Regions from separate parts of the Mus musculus genome. Here region 1 is linked to region 2. A link is a loop called in an ENCODE intact Hi-C map of the cell type or tissue named here. Cell type or tissue: gastrocnemius. All regions are shown on one strand. Region 1 overlaps Ncor1 (nuclear receptor co-repressor 1). Region 2 overlaps Ncor1 (nuclear receptor co-repressor 1).

What was found. Peaks named below come from ENCODE experiments on the same cell type or tissue, not always from the same donor. Only the 100,000 strongest peaks of a DNase experiment are listed, where the experiment ranks them.
Region 1: it touches region 2 in a loop (2.3-fold over the local background); 8 of 42 quality-filtered maps call a loop at or near these places.

What each region holds. Positions count from the first base shown.
Region 1 is chr11:62,391,515-62,399,514 of GRCm38, forward strand. Ncor1 (nuclear receptor co-repressor 1) reads right to left here. Exons shown (of 45, transcript NM_001252313.1): 9 at 6,751-6,923; 10 at 3,624-3,714; 11 at 991-1,169. Among named protein-coding and RNA genes, the nearest start is that of Ncor1, 43 kb to the right of the region's middle. In gastrocnemius, a CTCF peak has its summit at 5,074 (motif pointing right); DNase peaks (open chromatin) are centred at 3,134 and 5,077.
Region 2 is chr11:62,323,963-62,331,962 of GRCm38, forward strand. It overlaps Ncor1 (nuclear receptor co-repressor 1), which reads right to left. Exons shown (of 45, transcript NM_001252313.1): 37 at 6,834-6,962; 38 at 6,014-6,177; 39 at 5,479-5,690; 40 at 3,144-3,287; 41 at 1,525-1,667. It also overlaps a transcript of Ttc19 not described here. Among named protein-coding and RNA genes, the nearest start is that of Ttc19, 46 kb to the left of the region's middle. In gastrocnemius, no CTCF peak of the experiment used is centred here; a DNase peak (open chromatin) is centred at 7,359.

The sequences.
Region 1 (8,000 bases), 68 kb after region 2:
GAGAGAGAGTAATGGGATGGATATAATAAACTATATGCATTTATGAAATTATTCAAGATAGAAATATTAATAAGAATATATACACATACAAATGTTTTAACAAAATAAGAAATAACTAGGAGAATAATGTCTAGCCTAAATCAAAGTGACTCCTCACTTCCCACTGGATAACAAAGATATAAAGAATTTTGTTTTAGCTCTCTTCTTCCCCTCTATTCTCTCTACCACTGATTTGTCTCTCCCTTCCAATAAAACCTCTTCCACATGGAAAAAAAAAAGAATTTTATTTTAAAGAATTATTTACTTATGTATATAAACTGTCTTCAGAACACCAGAAGAGGCCATCAGATCTCATTACAGATGGCTGGGAGCCACCATGTGGTTGCTGGGAATTGAACTCAGGACCTCTGGAAGAGCAGTCAGTGCTCTTAACTGTTGAGCCATCTCTCCAGCCTCTGATAGAAAGAATTTTTAAATGGCCGAGTTTTTAAAGGATAGTTTTTAAATTTTGTTTTTTTTTTGGTTTGGTTTGTTTTTTGAAACAGGGTCTTACTATGTAACCCTGACTGTCCTAGAGCTCACTGTGTAGACTGGCCTCAAAATCATAGAACTGCCTGCCTCTGTCTCTGAAGGGCTGGAATTAAATGCACACACCACCACATTCTTTTATTGCTAAATGTTTAAAGGAAACTACCTACCTGAATCCATGGTTATTGTAAGGCACAGAAATCTGTCCTATAACGAGCCTCCCAAAATTAACCTGTACTGCACCCAAGTTAAGGAATCTTTCCTAAAATGATTCCAGATGCCCATTTCTGTTAACCATTATCCTACCTCCAAGCTTAAAGGAAGATAAGTTTATCTATTACTCACAGCATTTACTCCAAGGCCAAACTGGAATGAAAGCTTTGTGGAAAGAGTTCACTCTCAAGTAAAAGCCAAACACTTTTAATAACTTCTATAAAACAATAATTTAACAGTTAAAATTACTTGTCCTTAAAGATCTCCTTTTCATGGTCAGTCCAAACATTCATAAACTGTCTGTCTTTATAAACCTTCATTGGATCCTCCATCAGCCCATTCATATTGATGAATTTGACCCTTCTTTGTTCTGCATCAAACATCATAGGTGGAATCACAGAAAGCTGACGCATTTGCTTCTCATTATTCTGCAAAAAATAAATGCAGTTTAGTTGGGATAATATTCAAACTAAAATTTTAAGGAGATATAGACTTTAACAGGTAAAAAAATCTGCAACTTAATGACAATGTCATACATCATAGCATGTCTTTTATAATTATTTCTAAGATATTTACACTGAATTACATGAATTACAGAGAATTCACTTAAAACTACTACTTGTTACTAGCTTATAAGAGGGGCCTGTAAAAGCCTGTCTCGAAAAACCAAAAAAGAGGGCCTATAAAAACGTAACTTGACTCAATGAACAGAGGAAAGGCTCTGGAACAAGAACCACTAGTTCTGCTACCCACAGCACTATGGCCCTGTACCTTCCTGTGCCTTAGTTTCATAAAATAGTAACAACTAGAATCTCTTTCTTATATTTTAGTTTAGTGAGATAATACATAAAAATGTACTTATTACAGCAATTTTAAGTACCAGGTCCACTCTTCAAAACAGTAAACCTACAGTAATCTACTACAACTTGAATCAAAATAGTCACAGAAAAAATAAACAGGTGTCCATAGATTAGTAGAGATCAAAGTAGACAGGTTCACAATACTATTTTTTGTTTTGTTTTTTTGTTTGTTTGTTTTTTAGAGACAGGGTTTCTCTGTGTAGTCCTGGCTGTCCTGGAACTCACTCTGTAGACCAAGCTGGCCTCAAACTCAGAAATCCGCCTGCCTCTGCCTCCCAAGTGCTAGGATTAAAGGCGTGGGCCACCACTGCCCGGCTGATACTATTTCTTTTTAATTTTTACTTCATGTGCATTAGTGTTTTGTCTGCATGTATGTCTGTGTGAGGGTGCCAGATCTCCTGGACCTGGAATTACAGACAGTTGTGAGCTGCCATGTGGGTGCTGGAAACTAAACCTGGATCCTCTAGAAGAGTGGCCAGTGCTCTTAATTGATGAGCCAACTCTCAAGCCCCTCGCATTCATTATTTTTTTACTTGTTAGTGTGCTGAAAACATGCAAGCATAGGTTTTATATGCCTGATTTCTAAATCGTTCAATAATGTTAAACTAAATCTACCTTAGTTTATTTTTCAAATGTACTACTACTTGAATATTTAAGTTCTCCACAACTCTACCCTTGGAAGATTACTTATTATTTATGTATGTATTTATACATAGCATTTATTTTTAAAATACACAACTATAAATAATTATTCTTAGAGGAAAACTACAGCAAAAATAACTTTCAACTTTTTAAACAAAATTTCAGAAACTCTGTATCAAAGAAGAAAAAATAGTAGATAGCGTTTGGACTTTGTCACAGAAAAACTGAGATTAGAGTTATTTTGAGAGTTTCCTGTATCTCAGACTGTATCTGACAACTTCCAATATGGATTTTTTTTTTCATCTCTGCACAGAGATCAGCATGCCTCTGCCTTCCAAGTGATGGGATTGAAAGCTTGTGCCATGCTCAGCTATGATCCCTGTTGTTTGGTTGGTTTGTTTGTGTTTTTGATTGTTTGACTTTGGTTTGTTATTTGGGGGGGGAGGGGCAATGTCTCATTAAGCAGTCCAAACTGAGCTGAAACTTGCAGTCCAGACCAACTCAGAGAGAGCAGCCTGGCCCTGCCTCTGGGATAAAGGCCTCACCACAGGAACAGGTGTTTTGTTAAATTATGTGCATGGCATGTGAGTACAGGGGACCTCTCAGGACATCATCAGATCTCCTGAAGCTGGGGTTACAAACCGTTGTGAGCGTAAACTCAGGTCTTCTGAGAGGTGAGGCATGTCTCCAGTTTCATCTTTGGGTTAGTTTTTTTAATCCCAAAGTGGTCATTTTCACTCAAATTTTCTTGCTTAAAATGTAAGTACCTTTGCCTGGGACAGCTTACCTGCCTCTCGATTTACAGATATTGCTGTGGTCATCACCACAGCCTCTGGGGAGCAAGCAGAGGCTCCTTCCCCCCTTGCTGGAATGGAGCCAGAAGCTCAGCATGTCAGCCAGCTCTGCACCCATTACTTCTCACTTTCACACTGAGCCCATCATCCCTTCTAGCCTCGCCTCCCCGGGCCTCTGGTATGTCCTTATCAAGGACACAGTGATGGGCACCTTCTTTTGTTTCTCCAGATAGGGTTTCCTTATGTAGCCCTGGCTATCCCAGAGCTTGTTCTATAAACCAGCTGTCCCTGAATTCACAGAGATCTGCCTGCCTCTGCCTCCCAAGTCATGTGTCACCACCTTCCAGCCAATCAGAGCTATTTCCTTAACTGTTCCCAGGTCTCCTTGCTGACAAAAGAATCCTTGTAAAACATTTAATTACACTACTTGAAACCAAGAAATGGTTGATCTTAGTCTTTAGAATACTTCAAGCACTATTACCTAAAGTGTCCTCATTTACATACTGATAAACATTTACCCCCTGAGCTACAGGACTAAAATGCTTATACAGTTAGAGAATTAACTTGAATGAATCAATTTTCTTACCTCCTGTTCAGAAAGACCATCAATAATTTCAGAAATCTCATGCTCACTCCTAGCAATGGTGGCTGAAAGACCAGCTCCCCTCTGACCAACTCTAAATATGAAGAAAAAATACAAATATATTTAAAGACTTTTTATGAAGACATAACAAATTAGTATAAATACTGGAACTATACAGACCAAGCTGGCCCCAAAAATCAAAGATCTGCCTGTCTCTGCTTCCAAGTGATAGAATTACAGGCACACACACCACTGCCTAGCTTAAAGTAGGACTTTTAAAATAAATATTTTATAATCACTCTTTGAAACTTTGTTCACATGAACAATTTATCTTGATCACATCCACCTTCCATTCCTCCCTTTCAAGATTTCTACATTTTTGTTGTTGTTGTTGTTGTTTACTTTTCTGTGTAACCCACTGAATTCAATTGGTACTATCTGGAATGTTGACTGATGTTGGGTTGATCATATACAAGTCTGTACATATAACTACAACTCCTTAAGTTCATTAGTGAAATATCTACATCATGTCCATGTCTGTAAGATAGGACACACAATGGCACATTTTTGTGTATATGCATGTCTATGATGCAGGTATGTCTGTAAATGTGTGCAGATATTGGGTGTCTCCCTTGATGACTCTGTATTATTAAGTAGGACTTTTTTTCTAAACCAATAGAAAGTCAAAAAAATAAATAAATAAAACCAAACCAAACCTGAAATTCAGTGAATACTTTCAAGACGTATGCATAAATCACTACCAAATTAGCAACAACTTAAATGTTAAGAGATTTAAGTTACACGTTGGACTGGGGATACATTACAACTCAGTTGGTAAAGTGTTTGTCCTACATGCATCACTACCTGGGTTTGATCATTAGCACCACAGACAGACAGACAGACAGACAAAAAGGTTGTATATTCTAGTTAGAATAGTGCACTGAGTAATGGGGTACCTATATTAAAAAAGAAATGATTGATGCCATGTCTAATTTTTGTCTGTATTCTAAATAATGGCAGAGCAAGCTTAGAAAAATACATTGCACATTTCTAAAATATAAGGAAAAGTACCAAAACAGAAAATTAAGTTTAAGATATTTGTAAGTTTGTATGGGCATTACTAATGAGGTTTCATTCATACCTATTTTCTACACATAAAAACCTATCAAAATACAAAGTGTGGTTCACTCCCAGCACCAGGAGGCAGAGGCAGATGATCTCTGTAAGACTTAAGACAGACAGATCTCTATAGCAAGTTTCAGGACAGCTGAGGTTACATAAAAAGACTGTCTTTAAAATAAATAAATACATGAGTCAAAATTTATCTACTAAACTCACCACCCCCCCGGGCAAAGAATTTTTCTTTAACTCTTATTTTTATTTTATATGTCTGAGTGTCTTGCCTCCATTTCTGACTGTGTACCACACACATGCCTGGAAACAACAAAGGCCAGTAGAGGGCATCAGCTCATAGGTAACCAAACCTGGGTTCTCTGCAGGAACACCAAGGACTCTTAATCACAGAGCCATCTTTCAGCACACAGAATTTCTTGATTCAATAATGAATTTCATGCTATTTCATTATGTTTGATTATTAAGGAACATTCAGGCCTGTTCGTACTGTCATTTTGAAGAAAATTAGAACTTCCAAGAATTAAAGGCTTAAGATGAGGGAGGATTTGGCTCAATTGGCAGAGTGCTTGCCTGCCTAACATGCACAAAGCCCCAGCACTGCATAAACTAGGCATGGTGACACACAGGAACTTGTAATGCCAACACTTGGAAAGTGGAGGCAGAGGGTCTCAAGCCGCATAGTAAAATACCAAGTCAGCCAGGGCTACTGACCTACTCCAGATCCTGTCTCAAAGGTGAAGGAAAAAAAAAAAAGTAAAGGCCTAGGGCCACAGACATCTTCTGATGCCTCAGAAGTTAAAGACAACAGGGTGCTCTTCCGGAGGACTCAGGTTCAATTCCCAGCATCCACATGGCAGCTCACACTTGGCTATAACTCTAGTTTCAAGGGAATCTAAGGCCTTCTGGCCTCCGTGGCTACCATGGTGCACACAGGCACACAGGCAAAACATTCATTCACATGCATAAAACAGTTAATGAAAGATATTCACTTAGATTTGACATGCAAATTAGATATACAAAATAATATTAAATTCACTAAGAAATTATCCTCAGAGCTGGCAAAATGGTCCATGCGGTTGCCATTAGATCCAATGGACTGGGCTAATACTAGTTGGTGGGTTCAGAGAACCTACTCCCACAAGTTGTCCTCCGACCTTCACATCAGATCAGTATTACTATGGCACATGAGCCTCCCACATACAACCCCCAAAATGAATAGTAAGTATAATTTTAAAAACTTAAGTTCAAAATTAAAATTTCTTGTAGGCAGTGGTGGCGTACACCTTTAATCCCAGCACCCAGGAGGCAGAGGCAGACCAATCTCTGAGTTTGAAGCCAGTCGTCTACAGATCAAATTCAAAGACAGCCAAGGCTACATAGAGAAATCTTGTCTCAAAAACAAAACCACCCAGCCCCTCACCTGCAGCAGCACTCCAGAGAGCAGGCCCTGCACCTGGCCTGAGCAGCACAATAGAGCCGGCCCTATTGGCATGGCCACAGGAGAGGGCATGAGAATAGAGAGCCAGCTCTGCCCCTTGCCTGAATCATCCGGTGAGCTAGCTGAGGCAGTGCTGGAGAGCCCTCCCTGGTGGTGTGGGTACGGGAAATATGGCAGGCTTATTAGCTCAGATGCCACCCAGGCCCAGATCCAGGGCTTTGAATTGACCCACCCCAACATCTGCCCCATCAATGAACAGCTGGAACACTCGAAGGGGACGGTCCTACAGATTCAAAGCAGCAGGATCTCCATGACACAGGGAAAGAAGTGTGGACAAAAGGATATTCTGTGGACACACTATGACACACTACAGCCTGCACAGTGAGATTTCTACTTTCTTTTGGGGGCAAGGGTGGAAGACAGATACAAAGGGAAGAAAAATATGAGTGGGAATGAGGTACATGATGTGAAATTTGCAAAGAATCAATACAAAGTTAAATTAAAAAATATGATTTGAAGGGGAAAAAAATCACAATTACTAAACATCAAACTACATACCGCTGAAATCTTTCTTGCTGTTCTCTTTGTTTTCGAATTTCTGGAAACTGCTTCTCATAGTATTCCCTTGTTTTGCTTTCTTTTGCTTTCCTCCGGGGATTATTTTCTATTCTGTCCACTTTTTTCTCCCACGCTTCCATGAGCTGATCATAGCGCTGGCAGATTTTTTGTTCCTATTAAACACCCGTAGCAAATTAATAACAATTAAACTGAACTCATGATTTGGTAAGCCTAACCCTTTGAAATATATTCCATTTCTTAAATTGAATCAGAAGTACATTTGGCTTGTATGACTCAGCTACAAATGACAATTTGTTCTTGATCTAACAGGAGAGATGGAGCCATTCCCTTAGATGAACTCACCAGGAATACTTTCCCTGGAGATTTTACTAACCATTAGCACTATACCAATTAGCAAACTCACAGACAACTATAACTAGTAGTGTCTGACCTGCTATTTTTATTTTCCTGATAACATGCCTCATCAAAAAGAAAGGAAAAAGAAAAACATTTACACAGTTCATCATCTATCCAGTAGTTCTCAATCTTCCTAGTGCCGTGACCTTTGAATTCAGCTCCTCATGTTGTGGTGACCCCCAACCATAAAATTATTTTCATTGCTACTTCATAACTGTAATTTTACTTCTGTTATGAATCATAATGTAAATAGCTGTGTTTTCCAATAGTCTTAGTCAACGTCTGCTGTGAAAGGGGTAGCTAGAGCCCAGAGGGGTCACAACCCACAGGTTGAAAACCACCGTTCCAATCACTCTTAAAGGCAGCTATAAGTACTGTATCGGTACCCATCCACACTGTCAGAGAACACACACACACTTAACTGTTTCTCTACCATTAGCTTTTTCACCTTTTTTGTTCTTGTTGCTGTTGTTAACTAGTCAATTTTTTTGATAGCACAGAAAAGGCTGGAATTAGCTATTTATTCATCATCATAAAAAGAAATCTGGTAAAAACATGAAGTTAAGAACTAATATTGTGGTTAAATAAGTGATTTAAAAAGCAGAAAAACTTTCCGTTATGGTTATAGAACTATGTGAATATGATACTGGATAAAGGAAAGTGAGAAGGGCCTTAGGGGACACTGCTAACATTGGTCACCTTAAGAGAGACTGGATAGGAGAGTATTTCTTCCTCATGCCATTCCCTCACCACTCCTTCCAACATCCATTTGCCTTGTGTGCGCTTCATGTTCTCTCTCTCTCTTTCCTCCCACCTCCTTAATTCAAGTCAAC
Region 2 (8,000 bases):
TTGTTTAAGAGTGTAAGCAGAAGAACCTTTAAGACTGGAGATGAAAGGCCTGGCATGGCAGTGTTTTAGTGATGGACTGGGTGTTAGGCTGACAGTCCTGGTCAACATTCTGTAATTTGTTGCCACTTCAAGAGAATCTAGTGCGTTCCTATCTTGAAACCCCTTCCACTAATGGAGATTATTGCTCACTTTTCCATAGTAGATCTATATTTGATGTACTAAAATGATGAAAAGGAAAGCAAGGTATATCTAATAACTAGACAGGGTAAGTTCACAAGTGGTGGTGGACTCATCCTTTTTCTCTTTACCATTCAGTAGAGACTCAAATTCAATGAAGACTAATCACAAGTAGTAGAGGTATAATTATACATCTGCCTCAGTTCAGTTTCAGAGCCCAGAGTTTCTTTTGACAGGGTCAGGAGACTAGCAAATCATAGATCGGAGACGGGGCTCTCTATATTCCCTATCATTGGTAAATTAATAAAGCTGGCTGGTAGCAGAACACATGCAAATGATAGTACAGCAGCGATCTGATCAGAGCAAGGACATCAGCCCAAAGGAAAGCAAGAGTCTGCCATCCAGCATTATGAATGCATTGCCAACAACGTTGGAGACCACATATAGAACAGCTAGGGTACACTGGTGGAAGCAAGAGACTCAGGTTGCAATGTTGGGTTTGAGTTCCATTCCTATTACTACTTGTGTGGCCTTTATCAGTTATTAAATCTCTCTGACTCAATTTCCTTCCTCACTTATAAAATGAAGCTAATTACATGTAGTGTTGTGCACAATAATAGCTATTTAATCTTTTTCAAGAATTACTATTTATTTTTTTAAAGACAGATAAGTTTATCATAGTTGCATCTATATGCTACATAATTGCACTGAGACCCTTGAGATCCCATCATGTTCTGGCAGGTTAAAAAGCAGCTAAGACGAAGCAAGTATAAATTGGCCTGTCCGATGGATTACTAGTAATCCACAAAACAGCAAGGAAGAGGTAGTGTCACATCTGTTCTTAGGTATAATGTCATGTAGCTTAGCTATTCAGGTTACTAAGAAGAATAGGAAGATAGCCTTAAGAATGATACATTTAGGACAGATAATACCATTAATTTGAATGACTCAGGAGATTCCCAAAAGATAAGCTACATAAAGTGAGATAATTTAACAAGAACATGTGAAGAATAATTGATCAAACAGGACTTAGAGATAAGACTCAGGAAGAACATGCTTTTCAAATATTTGAAGATAAAAAAAGTAGGCCAAACAGGCTTTAAAACAAGATAGAAATCAACAAAATACTATATAAAATTAATTTTGTCTCAGCTCTCCATGAAGATGAATGGCTTTAGAAAATACCCAAGTTCTTGCTTCCTAAGAAGGAACTATTTGTGAATTTGCATAGAATCAAAATGTTCTATAAAACCCATCAAACTCAAATATTATAAAAAAGGCAACATTAGAGATAGCATTGTTAATGCATGTTTTATTTGGAGTTCATGGAAAAAAAATCCTACTTACCCATATCAGAGTCACCTCCACCAGAAGAGTTCAACTTACGAAAAATTTCCTGTTTCTTTGATTTAACCATGGGTGATGTGCTTTCAAGCTTGGTGAAGAATGAAGGCAAGTAGCTTATACTTCCTGGTGATCGAGAATCACTCCTGTCAGGAATAGAATTCAATCTATTATAACCATGTACCCTAGGAACACTCCTTTAAATAACAGGTACAAAATACTCAGAAAACTACTGCCTTCCATTCTGTGTTGGTTACAAACCGTACAAAGCATATGTGACCATGAACTCATAAAGATGATCCACAGGACTGCCTGCCTGCCTGCCTGTCTGTCTGTCTATCTATCTAATGATTTTTAGCTCTGAGAAGTGAAATGGTAAAATTGGGATTAAAAGGAAGATGATATACAGTTCTCTCTATCTGGTTGGTTTTTTGAGACAAGAGTCTCATTATGTACTCTTGACTGTCTCACTTTGTAGACAAGAAAGGTCTTGAACTCAGATCTGCCTGCCTCTGTCTCCTCAGTGCTGGGATTAAAGGTGTGTGCCACCCACCATGCTTGACTAATCTACAGCACAAATTCATATAAGATAAAATGGCAAAGTAATAATTGGAAAACTTATCAACGTTGTTGTTTTGTTGTTTTCTTGCGCTTCACAGCTCAAACTATGGTTATTTAAGCTAGGAACTAACTTACTAGCAGCACTGTCTTTTAAGTACCCTAGTTGTGACTAATGACACACTTGTCTATAAAATAGCAAAAGCCAATCACTGGTTGGATCCTAGCAAAATAGCTGCAGTATCTACATAAAATGGCCTAACTATAAGACAAACAACAGAAGAACTGAGTCTTAATACAAAGAATCTCGTATTTCATTGGTAGCTTCTATATTCAAAGTTCAGCAAGCTGCTTTGACAGAGATGGTAACAGAACACACCACTGACAACCCCATCAAGTCATATGTGCTCATTTACCACTGAAACACAACAACATTATCTGTGAACAAAGACAAAGAGAGAAAAAAATGGTTCCCATGCATAAAAATCCAATTTGGGAAAACATATGAATGTATAATTATTTTCTTCCTCATTTCATTGAAGGTAATAACATGTATTATATACAATAAATACTCAGAAATTCACCAGCAGAGTCAGACCTGGCTTAAAACTGGACTTTCCTCTCTGTACAAGGTTTGGCCACCATCAAATCCTGTCTCTAGTGTATTAAATACCAAGAAAACTGTTCTTTTGAAGAAAATGAACTGAGAGAAAAGACAACAGAGAATATAACGTAAGGGAGAGACAGCAGGAAATGAAGCTTTGTAAGCCTGGCCCTGAAGGAATGCAAATGCCACGCTAGCAACTGTGTTCTGCACATTGTGTCTCAGCTAACTCTGGGGACAAATGAGGACTGCTCTGTAATTCAGGTCAACGTGGTAAAAAGAAAATATACAAGGAAGGCACTGTGCTCTGTGTGCAGGGGAAAAAGTACTCCTAGTCTTCCCCGAGTCTTATCCTTTATAAGAGCCAAAAAGAGAAGAGAGGCAGTGATTTAGGCAAAGCCTCAGGCACAGTCTGCACCTAAAAGGAGTTGGGGCAAAGACATGTGTGCATCCTGCTTACCTTTGCTCAGCAGGGTCCACTCCCCTCTGTGACAAGAGCAACATGCTGTCCTGCTTCTCATGCACAGCAGGGCCTTGGGGTGGGGAGATGGGCTCATAGGGCTCTGATGGGATATGACTCCTCTCTGGAGATTTTCCAGGCCTGCTGGGGTAGAAAATGCAACATTTTAGGTTGTACTCGGTCTGAGGCCACCTCTGACTTAACATCTGCATTTAACTTATAATCTTATAAATGATGGTATTTCCTACCCCAATCAATTCTACCATTCTTAAAATAGTAGTAGTTGTGAACCTTCAATCACCTATCCATCAACACCCACATGCATGAGAAAAGGCCTAATTTATCTTCAGGTCTTGTCCTTTTTGGCATAACCTTTAGTTTACGTACACTCCAACCATACATATGTATTTTTTAAATGTAAAAATAAGCACACATATCTTCCTACCTCTTTTCCCCAATTATCAGCCATTTTCATATGGCTCATGATGCACATTCTATTCTAAAACTACAGGGCTCCCTGAGTATGGATTAGTGGTAGGCCATTTGCCTAGCCTCATTATGTAAATATTTTAGATGATAAATAAAATAATTTCACTAAGAGCAATGAAAAAAATTAACCATCATCTTTCAGATTCATGGATGTAGGGTTTAAGTAGAGAAGCCAACTGGAATCCTTCTTCATAAATGTCATCAATTGTTCCAAATCTGTAACATAATAGTTGTCTGTTTATGTATTATGTATCTAATTATGTATCTATCTGTTTATGGTGTGGGTGTCTTATTGTTTTTCAGGCTAGTCTAAAAGGAACTCCTGGGTTCTGCATGTCTTCCTTCCTCAGCCTCTGAAGGATTAGAGCCAGCCTTCTGTTCATGATGACTTCACTTTTCTTTTTTAAAAGAGAAAAAAATACACTGAGTGTGGTGGTACACACCTTTAATCCCAGCTCCCAGAAGCAAAGACAGGCGGGTCTCTTCTAGTTAGAGGCCAGCCTGGTCTACATAGCAAGTTCTAGAACAGTAAGAGCTATACACAAAGACACAAAGGACAACCCCTACCTCAACCCCCAAAAAGAGAATAAGCACGCTTTTATCATGCCTTTAAGATCATTAAGCCTTTTTAAATGGTTATGTCTAGTATTTGCTTCAGAACACTCCAGTAAGGCATGGAGATGGGTGGGGGAATGGGATAGGGAAGTGAGAATAAAACGAAAAAGAGGAGCCAGGCATGGTGGCGCACGCCTTTAATCCCAGCACTCGGGAGGCAGAGGCAGGTGGATTTCTGAGTTTGAAACCAGCCTGGTCTACTGAGTGAGTTCCAGGACAGAGAAACCCTGTCTCGAAAAACCAAAAAAAAAAAAAAAAAAAAAAAAAAAGAAAGAAGAAGAAAAGAGCTGGCCACCGGCTGCACTGAAGTATATGCATGTGGTTTTGTATTGTGTTTTGTTTGATTCGGGATGTCTGCATAGCCCTGGCTGGCCTGGAACTCACAGAAATCTGTCTGCCTGCCTCCACATGTTGGGATAAAAGGCGTGAGTCACCATATCTGGTGATTTTCTACTCTTAAAACCAGCCAACTTGTTTTTTGAAACAGGGTCAGTTATCTGCCTGTCTCTGTCCAGAGTGCCATCTGTACCTGGCTCATTTAGAGCGACAGTCATCTCTTTGTACCTAAGCATTGATTTCCACTTGTCTCATTTATCCATCCTCTGTATATATTCAGAGTATTTGCTACAATCTTTGTTTTATTGATAGTCATGTTCCTGTTCTTAGCATGTTATGAATTTCCTATTTAAATATAATCTGATGCTGATGTTTAGTGTGCTACTCTGAACTGAAACTGCTGATTCCTTTTTGATAGGATGTAGAACATTGTTAACAAATATTACGTATGGTCAAGCCCTGGGGCCTTGTCCATATGAGGCAAGTGTGCCAAAACTGAACTACGCTCACAGCCTGTTTTCCCATTATTGCTATTGAGTTTTTTGAAATGGTCTCATTATTTAGCCTCGACTAGCCCCCACGCCCTTGCCTTCAGAGTAGCTAGAAATATACGCATGTACCTGCCCTGCCTGAGAAAGAATTTTCAAAGACTACTCAAACTTGTGCAAAGACTACCCAGCTACTTTTGAATATATATTTATCCACATATACAGTGCTAAGTACCCAGACAGTAGACATCCTGAAAAGAACGGACAGGAGAAAAGTACCCCTGGGTCCCCTTTCCAGAGAATAAGGGCAAATGACATTTGATATGAGAAATGAATCTCCTAACTTATAGACATATTTAAACTATCTTGTTGCTGCAAAATTTGTTTGGTACAAAACAAAACTATACCTTCCCCGGGATTTATCCACAAGATTTTCTGGAGAGACTCTAGGACCTGGTCTGGGATGCAAGACAGTCTGAGACTGTGATTCTGGGCTGTAGCGGCTTGAGGTTTTAGTTCTTACAGGTGTGGATGACAAAGCAGATGGTGAAGTTTGGAATGTAGAAGTAGAAGGCTGCGAGGGAACTTGATTTCTAGCAAAATCTTGTGTGATAATTTGCTGTAAATGAGAAGCGGAGGAAGTCATAAAGCTGTTAAATACCCGCCAAGAGAGCTCCCTGTGAACTCAGCTTCTTGTTCTGCATTCTCTGTGTGTTTCATTCTGAGTACAAAACAGCCTTAGACTCAGCAGTAGTCCTGCCTCAAAGTCCCGACTGATGGGATATGTGCCCCCATGCCAGCTTAACCTAAATATCTTTGCTAGGATTTTCTTGTGTTTTTAAAAACAAACAAAAAAAAAAAAACCAAAAAAAAAAAAACCAAAAAACTGCTTTCTGCATAATAATAATAATAGCAACAACAACAGAAGTAGAGAAGACTTACACAGATGTGGTCAGCAAGTGTGATCAGTCGATGGGTCCTGGGCACCTGTCCCATTCCCTCTGACTGGGAAGATGGGGGCAGTGGTGGCTGTTGCTGTGGAGATGGTGATTCCTGCTGGGACCGATAATGATGCAGTGGACCTTCATACTGTCGAGTGGACTCATCTAATAGACGGTAGGTAGATACATTATCCTAAGGATGCTACTGGCCCACACTCAGTATAACTCAGAAAAACGTAAGATATGCACCAATACACATAATTTATGTATTTATATCTAGAAACAAAAAAAACCCACTGATTTATTCTACTAGTTTTCATGCTTCTGAGTGTAGAAGTGAGCAGAATTTTCAGCCATTTTCCTACATGTGTATATGCACACATGTTTGTTAGAGTGAGTGTGCACATGCAGGCAAAGGCTGCTTGCTGTCAGTCTCTTTCCTCTATTGCTGTCTGCCTTTCTATTTTTGAGACAAGGTCTCTTGGTGAACCTGAAGCTCATGGATTGGCTAGCTAGTGAGTGGAAGGGATCTACCATTCACACTCCCTGCACCTCTTGCTCCAGTGCTGGGGCTACAGGGCTGGATTCTTGGTATCCAAATTCAGGTCCTCATGCTTGTGTACCAGTTACTTTAGATCTATTTTCAATAAACTATGCACAAAAGAGTAACAATAGTTTAATAGTGTATTTTGTTAGTACAGCTTTAAGTGTTTCTAGAGTAGATTACTCTGCAACAAGTTAATCTTACCATGGCCTAGACAGGAAACTAGAAGCAAATGTTAATGCAAATAAGAAACACAGAAGTGGCAAAACAGACATACTTTCTGCTTGATTTGCCTTAACCATGTCTGGCTGATAGGCCTGTGGCTTTTCCTGGGGTGGTGCAGGTGAGCTGGCGGGACTTATCACCTCAATGGCATCACTAGCCGTTTCATACCTGTGAGAAGACACTTTAAGAAAAGAACCTCATTTTAAAATAAATCCATGGAAAGTTTCAAAGTCCAAGTTATTCAAAGCTATTTGCATATTTTAGGGTTTTTTGATTCTGCTAAAGAGAAGTCCAGTAGCATTCCATACTAGCAATAAAATCAAACTCAATCCGACTCAATAGACTGTTAAAGCTGCCCTTGTGCAAAGCTTGCAGGGTTTTACAGCATGAGATGAAACAGAATTAAAAACATATTTGTAATAAGCCCATGGGAGCCCGAAATAAACCCTGGGCTAACATCATCAGAGGAGATTAGTAAGTAAGTAAGGGGTAGATCTCAACAGTTGATTCCAATATTCCCATTTCTGTGGAACAATCTGATCTTAGCAAAACAGACCACAGAGCTGGTTCACTGCCAAGACTGTTACTGCTTATAAAGCACTAGAGTGAGAGAGCGCCCTGTCCGTCTTCGAGCCATCACAGTTGTGGTGTTGACCAGCTAGGAGCCAATTCAAAACGGGATGTTGAGAAAGACAAGATTTTTGTTCAGATGTGTGCCCAGTGCCACACTGTGGGAAGGGCAGCAAGCATAATACTAGATTGAATCTCTATGGTGTATTTGGGCAGAAGATAGGTCAAGCTGCAAGACTGACTTACAAAGATGCCAACAAGAAGAAAGGCATCACCTGGAGAGAGGACACCCTGACGGAGTGTTTGGAGAACCCTAAAAAGGGACACCCCTGGAACAAACATTATCTTCGCTGAAGTTAAGAGGGTGGTAGAGGGCAGACCTAAGAGCTAATCCTTCAAAAGTTATCAGTCACTAATTCTGCCACCTTATTACAAAACAAATGTTTCATGGCTTTCAATGTGTGTCATAATTTAATTTGTAAAAACCGAAATTAACATCATGTGTGGCTAACAATGTTTTTGTTGGACAGTCCTGATTTTAGTAAAACTGATGTGTGGCAAAAAAATAAAAATAATGATTTTTCTCAAATAACTAAAGTATTACATTGTGAAAGTGAACAGGAGTGGTGGGAAATATGTGAAGAAAATA